Linked DNA regions of Homo sapiens: region 1 is linked to region 2. A link is a loop called in an ENCODE intact Hi-C map of the cell type or tissue named here. Cell type or tissue: A673. All regions are shown on one strand. Links, peaks and the distances in the headings refer to the core of each region. The heading gives the core; the rest is flanking DNA. Region 1 overlaps LPIN1 (lipin 1). Region 2 overlaps GREB1 (growth regulating estrogen receptor binding 1).

The links. A loop is a pair of places that touch in the nucleus more often than their neighbours do. Peaks named below come from ENCODE experiments on the same cell type or tissue, not always from the same donor. Only the 100,000 strongest peaks of a DNase experiment are listed, where the experiment ranks them.
Region 1: a loop joins it to region 2, with 10 times the contacts of the local background. A loop is called at or near these places in 12 of 110 quality-filtered maps.

The regions. Positions count from the first base shown.
Region 1 is chr2:11,776,615-11,781,007 of GRCh38, forward strand. LPIN1 (lipin 1) reads left to right here. Exons shown (of 21, transcript NM_001349206.2): 7 at 2,905-3,031. Among named protein-coding and RNA genes, the nearest start is that of MIR548S, 11 kb to the left of the region's middle. RefSeq lists an enhancer at 2,314-3,513. In A673, for the core only: a CTCF peak has its summit at 2,770 (motif pointing left); a DNase peak (open chromatin) is centred at 2,717.
Region 2 is chr2:11,582,808-11,587,200 of GRCh38, forward strand. It overlaps GREB1 (growth regulating estrogen receptor binding 1), which reads left to right. Exons shown (of 33, transcript NM_014668.4): 8 at 2,354-2,467; 9 at 2,955-3,098. It also overlaps the pseudogene RN7SL674P. Among named protein-coding and RNA genes, the nearest start is that of MIR4429, 44 kb to the left of the region's middle. RefSeq lists an enhancer at 1-230 and a silencer at 1,609-1,698. In A673, for the core only: CTCF peaks have their summits at 286 and 1,636 (motif pointing left); DNase peaks (open chromatin) are centred at 494 and 1,564.

The DNA of each region.
Region 1 (4,393 bases), core at 299-4,298, 190 kb after region 2:
CACTTTAATTTATTATAAACATTTAAGTAGTTTATTGGGCTGTCTGAATAATGGAGTCAGACACTTTCCACAGCATTTCTAGAACAGAATCTTGGAGAATGGCCTGGGCTGGGTCTCAGGCTGAGGATCAAAGGTTGGTGTGTTCACTCGATGTAGTCATCTCAGATTTCTGCCTTCATTCCCTCAGTTTTGACCTACCTACTTTGTGGACTTACATGGTTTACTTTGTAAGCCTTAGCAAATGAAGCTACGATTAATTTGTACGTGGAAAACCTTTTGTCTTTTTGATTAAAGATCCAGACCTCAGGATGTACTTCATTCAGAGGCTACATTTGCAGAAGAAAAGTCCGTTTAAAATGAGGAAAACAAAGTTGTTAATAGTTAAAACTAACTAGCCTTATTGGGACTGGCAAAAATACTGAAAACTTTGATAAGGCTAATAAATACCTTGTTTATGAACATCAGTCATTGACCTTGTAAGCTTACTTTTTTGAACAACCCTTGATCTTAAAATAATAATATTTCATGACGGAGCACTTTGGAGTCATCTTTCTGGTAAATCCCACTTGGCAGTGGGCCCCATTCCTGCGTCCTTTTTGGTCTGTCTGAATTCCCTCAGTGACGGTCGGCAGAAAGCGCATCTGTGTTTGTGCACGAGACCTTTGGAGAAGGGTTGCTGTGGCCTGAACGGGCAGCATTTATGGTGGTGGCCTGTTTGCTGTTGGGGAGGGACTTGCAGCAGACTTTCTCGTAGGGCTGGGCTCCTTATGCGTGAGTTGCACGCCTGAGTGCCTCTATGGGTTTTGTGGCTCGTGGCTTTTATGAAGGGACCAGAATGTTAGGAACTCTGGAGTTGGGAATTGCTGCAGGAGAACCGTGTTCCGCATTTCGTTCTTCTAGAGCAGAGGTTGGTAAAGCACGGCCCATGGGTCAAATCTGGTCCACCATCTGCCTCTGTCAGACTTTCCCGGGCATAGGCAGTTGGTTTACATACTGGCTGTGGCTGCTTTCACACCACCACAGCAGCGAGTGGTTGCGACAGACGTCGTAAAACCCGTAAAGCCCGAGATATCTGCCACTGGGCTCTTTACAGAAAATGTTTGCCGACCCCTGTTCGGAGCAAGCTTTGTCTAAAGGACTTTATTTCATTTAGTGACAGTGAGATAATTTATTGCTGCAAAGAACTTATAGCCAAATATGTTCTATTTTGTCTGGTGAAACAGAATGGCAAGAGCTTTTTAGATACTTTGAGGTTTGGGAACAGCACCGTTGAGGGTGAGAAGTTGGTTTTGATGGACTTATTCCATGATGATGCTGGAGAAAGAGTGGATTGCGGTCACACTTGTAGGTACTGAGGCCCCTCGCTGGAGGCCACAGCCTGCGCTTTTCCCATTGCAGTGATACCGAACACGTGACTGTAGACGCTTCAGTGCCACCAAAGCGTTGTCTCTTTGGAGAAGTCCAGTTGTGGAACTGGAAGAGCAAGGAGGTTGAAAGGCCAGGAGCCTTTCCCACATGGACGTGGGGGGGCCCACGTGCCTTCTTATAGGACTGCTCCCTAAAGGGCAGAAATGTGTGTCTGTTGGGAGCAGGGTGTCCCATTGCAGAAGCTCTCCTAATGTGATGTCAGGAGCCTCCTCTCCCCAGGCAGGCGAAAGAGAGCGTGCAGGCTGCCCCGTGGCAGCACGTCATTAGAAGGGCTGGGAGTCATGGGCACCAAGGGAGCAGGGACCACCCTCTGCCCCTTGGTGTGAGATGAGAGAGATGGCACTTGGTCTGGCTGCTCTATGCAGCTTGATCAAAGAGATTCAGGATCAGTTTAGCCCACAAGGTCCCTGTTTGTTGGATACAAGTTATGTATCATCATGAACTCACCTTGTATTGACAGGAAAGTTATATTCAATTGGAGTTGAACTCTAGGTAAATGAGACCAGAAGCATCAGTTTCCGAAGAATAGATAAGGTCTGGGAAAGAAGACGGCAAGGGAAACTGAAAGCTTTATTTCCTGCTTTGTCTGAAAAACCCTGCCGCCTTCCTCTAGAGGAAATGATGTGGGAAAATAAGCAATAATTAACCATGTTATTATGCGGCAATAAATAATTACAAGAATTGCTGCTGTAAATAATATTTCTCTAAGTTGTTTAGAATATGGTGAGGATCTTGTGGATAAGTTAATGACTTTTGGATGGTTACTTTGGCTGGGCAGAAGTAAGACCTTGTTTGGGTCTTCAGAGTAAAAATTCAGGAAACATGGAGGTGGTTACTGAGCGAGCCTTAACCAGTTGGTGAGTCCCTTGTGAAGTATTCCTGGAAGACATAAGATCTTAGAAAATTTCAACTTGTAGGCTCCTGCCCAACGTTATCGAGTTTATTTGTGGCATCCAGCATCTTTGGTAAAATTGGCACATCATATAATTTCCCTGTTTCCCAGGCCAGTGCAGATGATAAATATTTAAAATATGGACTCTAATGAGTGCCTGCCCGAGCCAACCAAGACCCTTTTGCAGCCCTCTGACAGCAGAGGAACTTGATTTGGAAACAGATTGCAGGAGATGCGAGTGCAGAGTGGGGTGGGGAAGGGTGGTCTTTTTGAGGTAAGAACAGACTATTTTTCCCTTTCTCTTTCCATCTCTTTCTTTTGTATTCTGGGCCACTTCTTTTTCTCCTCTCCCCCGCGGTGCACCAGGCGGCAGGGTGGGGCGGGCGACCCACGTGGAGCGCCTTCCATGGGAGGCGCTTCCCTGCCCCCTGGTGGCCGGAGGAGGGATTTGTCATGAGGCTCCGCTCAGAGCGAACGACAGCTGGGGGTGCATTTTCTGGGCTATTTGAGCCATGGAGCTGGGCCCAAAACATTTACAAAAGTTTCTTTTCCCACCTTAATTTTCGCTTTGTGTTTTCCTTAAGTCCTTCCGGTTCCCGACCTTCAACACCTAAAAGTGATTCAGAATTGGTCAGCAAGTCCACGGAAAGGACAGGGCAGAAGAACCCAGAAATGCTTTGGCTGTGGGGAGAGCTGCCGCAGGCTGCTAAGGTGAGAGTCTCTTCAATTCTGCCACGGACCGAAGATTTCTAACTCAGCTTAAATTACATGGAATTAGTATCATAGCATAGCCAAGAAACACAGCTACCAGGAGCCAGAGGTAAACCAAAATATATTAAGGGTTAGCCTTGAATGTTGGAATTACTTTCTTCCACGTTACCAACATTATAGAGAGGTCTCATTGCTTTTGTAGATTTTAAACCTATGGGATTCCTCTTAGGATTTACTTTTTTTTTTTTTTCTTGAGACAGAGTCTCACTCTGTCACCCGGGCTGGAGGGCAATGGCTCTATCTTGGCTCACTGCAACCTCTGCCTCCCAGGTTCAAGCGATTCTCCTGCTTCAGCCTCCCGAGTAGCTGGGATTACAGGCGCATGCCACCACGCCCCACTAATTTTTGTATTTTTAGTAGAGACGGGGTTTCACCGTGTTGGCCAGGCTGGTCTTGAACTGCTGACCTCAAGTGACCCGCCTGCCTCTGCCTCCCAAAGTGCTGGGATTATAAGCGTGAGCTGCCGTGCCCAGCCAGGATCTACATTTTCTATCACAGCTAAATGCAAATTAAATTAAAGAAATACAACTTACACACAATCTTGCTGTCTTGAAACTGTAAACAAAAATAGCTTCCAGCTCTTGAGTCTGCTAGGTCATTGATGAGTGGAGCAAAGCCACAGGGAGAGAGTTGTGGACTCTTGGCCCATTGAAAAAGAAGCTGAGTTGTAAGAGCTGGAATCCACATGTTCTTGTGTCCCTCACACAGAGAGACATCTGGGAGAGCCCTGGGAGAGGGAAAGGCTAATAGAACAGAAATGAAAGATTTCAGCCTAATAGATAAACAAAGTCAGAAAACCTTAAGGTTTTGATTCATCAAGTAGTAAGTATTTCTGGGCCCTCATTGTTGGTGGGACCCTGAATTTGACCCTATGGAGATCTCCAAAATAAATAGAGAAGCAGCTGAGGGTAGCGGAGAGAATGAGGGCCTGGGAGGCAGCAGGTTATTCTGGGTTTGAGTCCTCACTGCACCGCTTGCTAAAAAGGTGACCTTGGGCAAATGAGTAGACTTCCCTGAACCTCAGTGTCTTCATCTGTAAAACTGTGAGAAAATGACAGAATTGTTGTGAGGTTAGAAGGGCTAATGTAGGTATGTGAAGTATCTGGCACCTGTAGGCCCTCTGAATATTTGCATTCTTTCTCCTTGGCTGTGGTACATGCACGCTGAGCCCCAGTTTCCCTATCTTGGATATGCAGTGGGTTTACATGTAGGTACATAACTGGTTCAGCAAATATGTTTCTAAAAACATGAAATGAACACAATCTTTTCTTTCAAGAAATTTTATTTGGTATGCTAATGTAT
Region 2 (4,393 bases), core at 127-4,126:
TTTAAGAAACTGCGTCTAATACCACATGGAGTTTACTGAAGCCTAGAGTCCTGTCACTCACTGGTTCGCAATGGAGAAGTGCTGCCCCCTGGGGGCGGGGGTAGGAAATGTTCTGGTAAAGGATGGATTTGTTGTCCCAGGCCCAGGGTCTTACTGGCATTTGGTGCTGGGACAGAGCGGGCAGGATGCACAATGTCCCGCACCAAACAGGCTACATAATGAGTCATCTCCAAAAAATGCCAAATAGTACCTCCCCAAGAGACATTTTGAGAAATAGTTGATCCACATTGGTACCATGGGAGCAGTTCCTGGTGACATCATTTGGGAAGAGCTCACGGGCTTAGGGTCTATTTAGAACTATTTATAGGGTTATCTTCCCAAAGTGAGAAAACATCTGCGTCTCTTCAATCCTTACTGAGATCCAATTCCAAGCCCTGTCCCCTTTGGTCGTTCAGTAGAGCTTTTAGAGGAGCTGGCTGCTTAGCCTCTGTGGGGGGTCTCCCATCGCAATTGGGGACAGATGTTTGCAGAGTCTAAGGCCTCATCCCTGCAAACAGGAAGGAGGAAAGCAGCAGCTGCGTCAGTGGTTGTTGGGAGGGCCAAAGGAGCCCACGGCTTTGAAAGCTCTTTGTAAACAAAGTACTTTATGCTTTTAACTTTTTGTTTACTTTCAGTCAGTCAAATGAAGTGATAATTTTTTTTTTGTTTACTCTTGAGAGACTCTAAAGCAATGATTCTCACCCTGCAGCGTGCTTAAAAATTACCAGGCTGGTCGGGTGCATTGGCTCACACCTATAATCTCGGCACTTTGGGAGGCTGAGCAGGCGGATCACCTGAGGTCAGGAGTTTGAGACCAGCCTGACCAACACGGTGAAACCCTGTCTCTACTAAAAATACAAAAATTGGCCGGGTGTGGTGGTGCGCGCTTGTAATCCCAGCTACTCGGGAGACTGAGGCAGGAGAATCGCTTGAACTCAGGAGGCAGAGGTTGCAGTGAGCTGAGGCCGCGCCACTGCACTCCAGCCTGGGCAACAAGAGCGAGACTCTGTCTCGAAAAAAAAAATCACCAGGCTGGCTTACAAAGGATGGTGTTTTTTTACTGTCGTTTCCAGAGATGTGATTCTGGAGGTCAAGGCAGGGCCCAGGGACACACAGGTTTAATAGGCCCATGGGGGTTCTGTGCAGTGCCTCGGGTCACACCTGGAGAACCGTTGCTCTGATTGGTATTTCTCCACCCGGGCTGTGCGTTAGAATCAAGAAGAAGCGTTGAGATATTGGGATGCCTGGGTCCTGCTCCCATGCTGGGCTTCTGGTTTACTTGGGATGAGATTGCATCCAGACAGAGTTTTAAAAGTTTCCCGGTTGAGTTTAATGTACAGTTGAAGTTGAGACATGAATCTCTGCATGTAGGGGAAATTTTGTGTCTGGTTAGTCAAGAAACTATGGAAACCAATTCTTGATATTTTGAACCATTCACGAAGATAGTTTGAGTCATGAGCATGCTGTTGTCTAGAGTGGGCGGGGATGACTCATTGGAGTGGATGCGCTGCTCTGTACTTGATTTTTTTGAGTCTGAAATTAGCTTTCCAGGCTGGGGCAGGGAGGGGAGCACAGGTGGATCAGTACTGCCCCCAAGCGGTGGAGCTGTGGTGGTGGATCAAATACTGCTGCCGCCTGTCTGCACAAACATATTTCTCTCTTCCAGCCCTTCAGAAGTGTATTGGAATATGTCGATAACAATAATGATGGTAGTGAAGATGATGATGATGTGGGTAATTCTGGCTACCTTATTGGGTCCAAGCTCCCCACAATTCGTTGCACAAAGCACTCTACATACATTCTCTTTAGTCCTGATCAAACCACCTTTCAGAGTAGGATTTAGTGTCCTATTTTAAAGATGAAGGAGCTCGGGCTCAGAGAGAGATCGTTTAGACACACACACAACTTTGGAATGAAACATTTACAGCCGGGCGCGGTGGCGCGTGCCTGTAGTCCCAGCTACTTGGGAGGCTGAGGCTGGAGGATCGCTTGAGTCCAGGAGTTCTGGGCTGTAGTGCGCTATGCCGATCGGGTGTCCGCACTAAGTTTGGCATCAATATGGTGACCTCCCGGGAGTGGAGGACCACCAGGTTGCCTAAGGAGGGGTGAACCGGTCCAGGTCGGAATGAAACATTTACAAAAATTGACATTTCCTTATGCATAGATATTTCACTAGGTCCTTAAAACCCACGTGAATCTGTGATTAGAAAAAAAAAAACAAAACAAAACAGATCATTGTTCTCCAAACCAAGGGTAAATTTTATTGGAGCCCTGTCCTGGTGATAGCCTAATCCACACTCTGAATATTGTCTAGGTATCTTGTCAAACTCCGGGCCCCCCAAAAAACGCCACAAAGGGTGGTCTCCAGAATCTCCATCAGCTCCAGATGGTGGCTGCCCCCAAGGTGGTGGGAACAGAGCTAAGTATGGTAAGTGATGGCAGCCTTGCCCAGAATTCCAGACTTGGGTACTGGTGGTAGTGCTGCTGCCAGTTGTGTGTATGTGTGCGTGTGTGCGTGCGCACGAGTGTGAATGTGCGTGTGTACTGATGAGGGAGTTCTAAGGAGGCAGAGTTTGGTGTGACAAAAGACCTCTTTCTCACATGTTAAAATTGCTTTGCAAGGTCTAGGATCCGTGTATGATAGTGAGTTCTCTGATCCTTGAGAAATTTTAAAAGGGGCTATTTATGACTTGGCAGGGATATCGAAGAGGAGACTGAACTACTGGGGGAAGGATGGGCGGAATGAACTTAAAGGTGCCGTTGACCTTAGGAATCTGTGACTCTAAGAGTTTGGTGCTCCTGTAATCAGGGACGTTGGTCAGAGGGTAGCAGATTTGCTGGCTGGCCTGATGTCAGGTATGTGAGAGGTGGATGCCTTGTCTGATGTTTTCACTAATATTCTTGGGTGTTCCTAGAGAGCGCAGGCATGTCCTGCGTGCCGCAGGTTGGCTTGGTGGGACCAGCTTCAGTCACCTTTCCAGTGGTGGCCTCTGGAGAACCAGTGTCTGTTCCTGACAACTTGCTGAAAATATGCAAGGCCAAGCCAGTGATATTTAAAGGCAAGTACAGCAGTGCACCGAGTCGTGGGGATGGGAGAACCTAAAGGAAGGCATGAGAAACAGGCAAAAGCGAGACCTCATCCCGGTCTGACTCCAAGGGTATCCTCCTGAGACAAACCTAAAATGCTTTCCAGGGCAAGGAAAGAACAAGGCAGAGCCAGTCACTAGCTCAGCCCCTGATCAGATGCCAAGAATGATGGAGCTTGTCACAACTTTCCACAGTGGGTCCAGGTGAAATGATTCCCTGCCATGAAGTCTATTTGCCTGTTCACTCATTCTTTCCTTCGTTTGCTCAGCTTCATTGAGCTTCTGCCGTGGTCCCAGACCCGGTGCTGAGTGCCGAAGATTAGGAAAAAACAAATCACTCCCTGGCTGCAGGAGCTCCGCTCTGGTGGGTTGTCTCCTGTTATCACCCACGCCACTAGTATTTTTTGACTATGAAATCTACTTTGGTTGGGCAAAGATAGCCGTGGTCACCACTGTAGAAGCATCAAACAAAATTAGATTTGATCTGTTTTGTGCAGTGGGCTAACGTACGCTACGTGGGGGTAGACTTTTGGCTCAGCTGAAGAAATCTCTTTGATGAAGCTGGGGATGTTGCAATGGGAAACCCTGGGGGGATTCAGCAGGGCTTGGCTGGTGATATGTAGGCACCAGAATGGCTGGCACATGGCAACACACACATACATACACGCGTGGGCACGGCACACACACACCGTGCACGCAGGCCCCTCTTAAATACGTTATTATTGCATTTGGTATCATGCTTGTAGATAGAGTAGAGAGGATTGTAGGAAAGTGAGAGAAGCACCCTACTGTTAATTAAGAAATAAGAAAGAGCATGTCTTTTTCCTAAAACACAAAAACTGGACGGGGTATTCAGGAAGTAGAGTGCAACTCTGAGTTTCGACCTTAGCATGACGCAGGACCAATGACCGAGGCAGTTCCACTGGGCCCCACTGTCTACCTCAAATGAAGACCAACATTCTTTCAGTCATGTTGTGTGTGTTTTTTTACGTGGCCATGGCGTGTCTGTGGTAGGCCCGAAGACCACGGTGCTCAGGAAACAGAGCTAGGACAGGGTGCAGGGCTTGGAGGTGCAGGCAGGGCGTCACCTGCTTCTGCTTTGAGCCAGGAACCTCGGAAAAGAAAGCCCAGCAAGTCTACGTCTCACACGAGCAATCTCAGAATAGAGACTGTCCTCTCGGTTCTCAGGCGTGCTCTGCTCCCTCCGCTGCCTCTCTGTTTACACTGCACCCCTCGCTGTAAAGCCCTCGTCTCCCGGACTCCTGCTC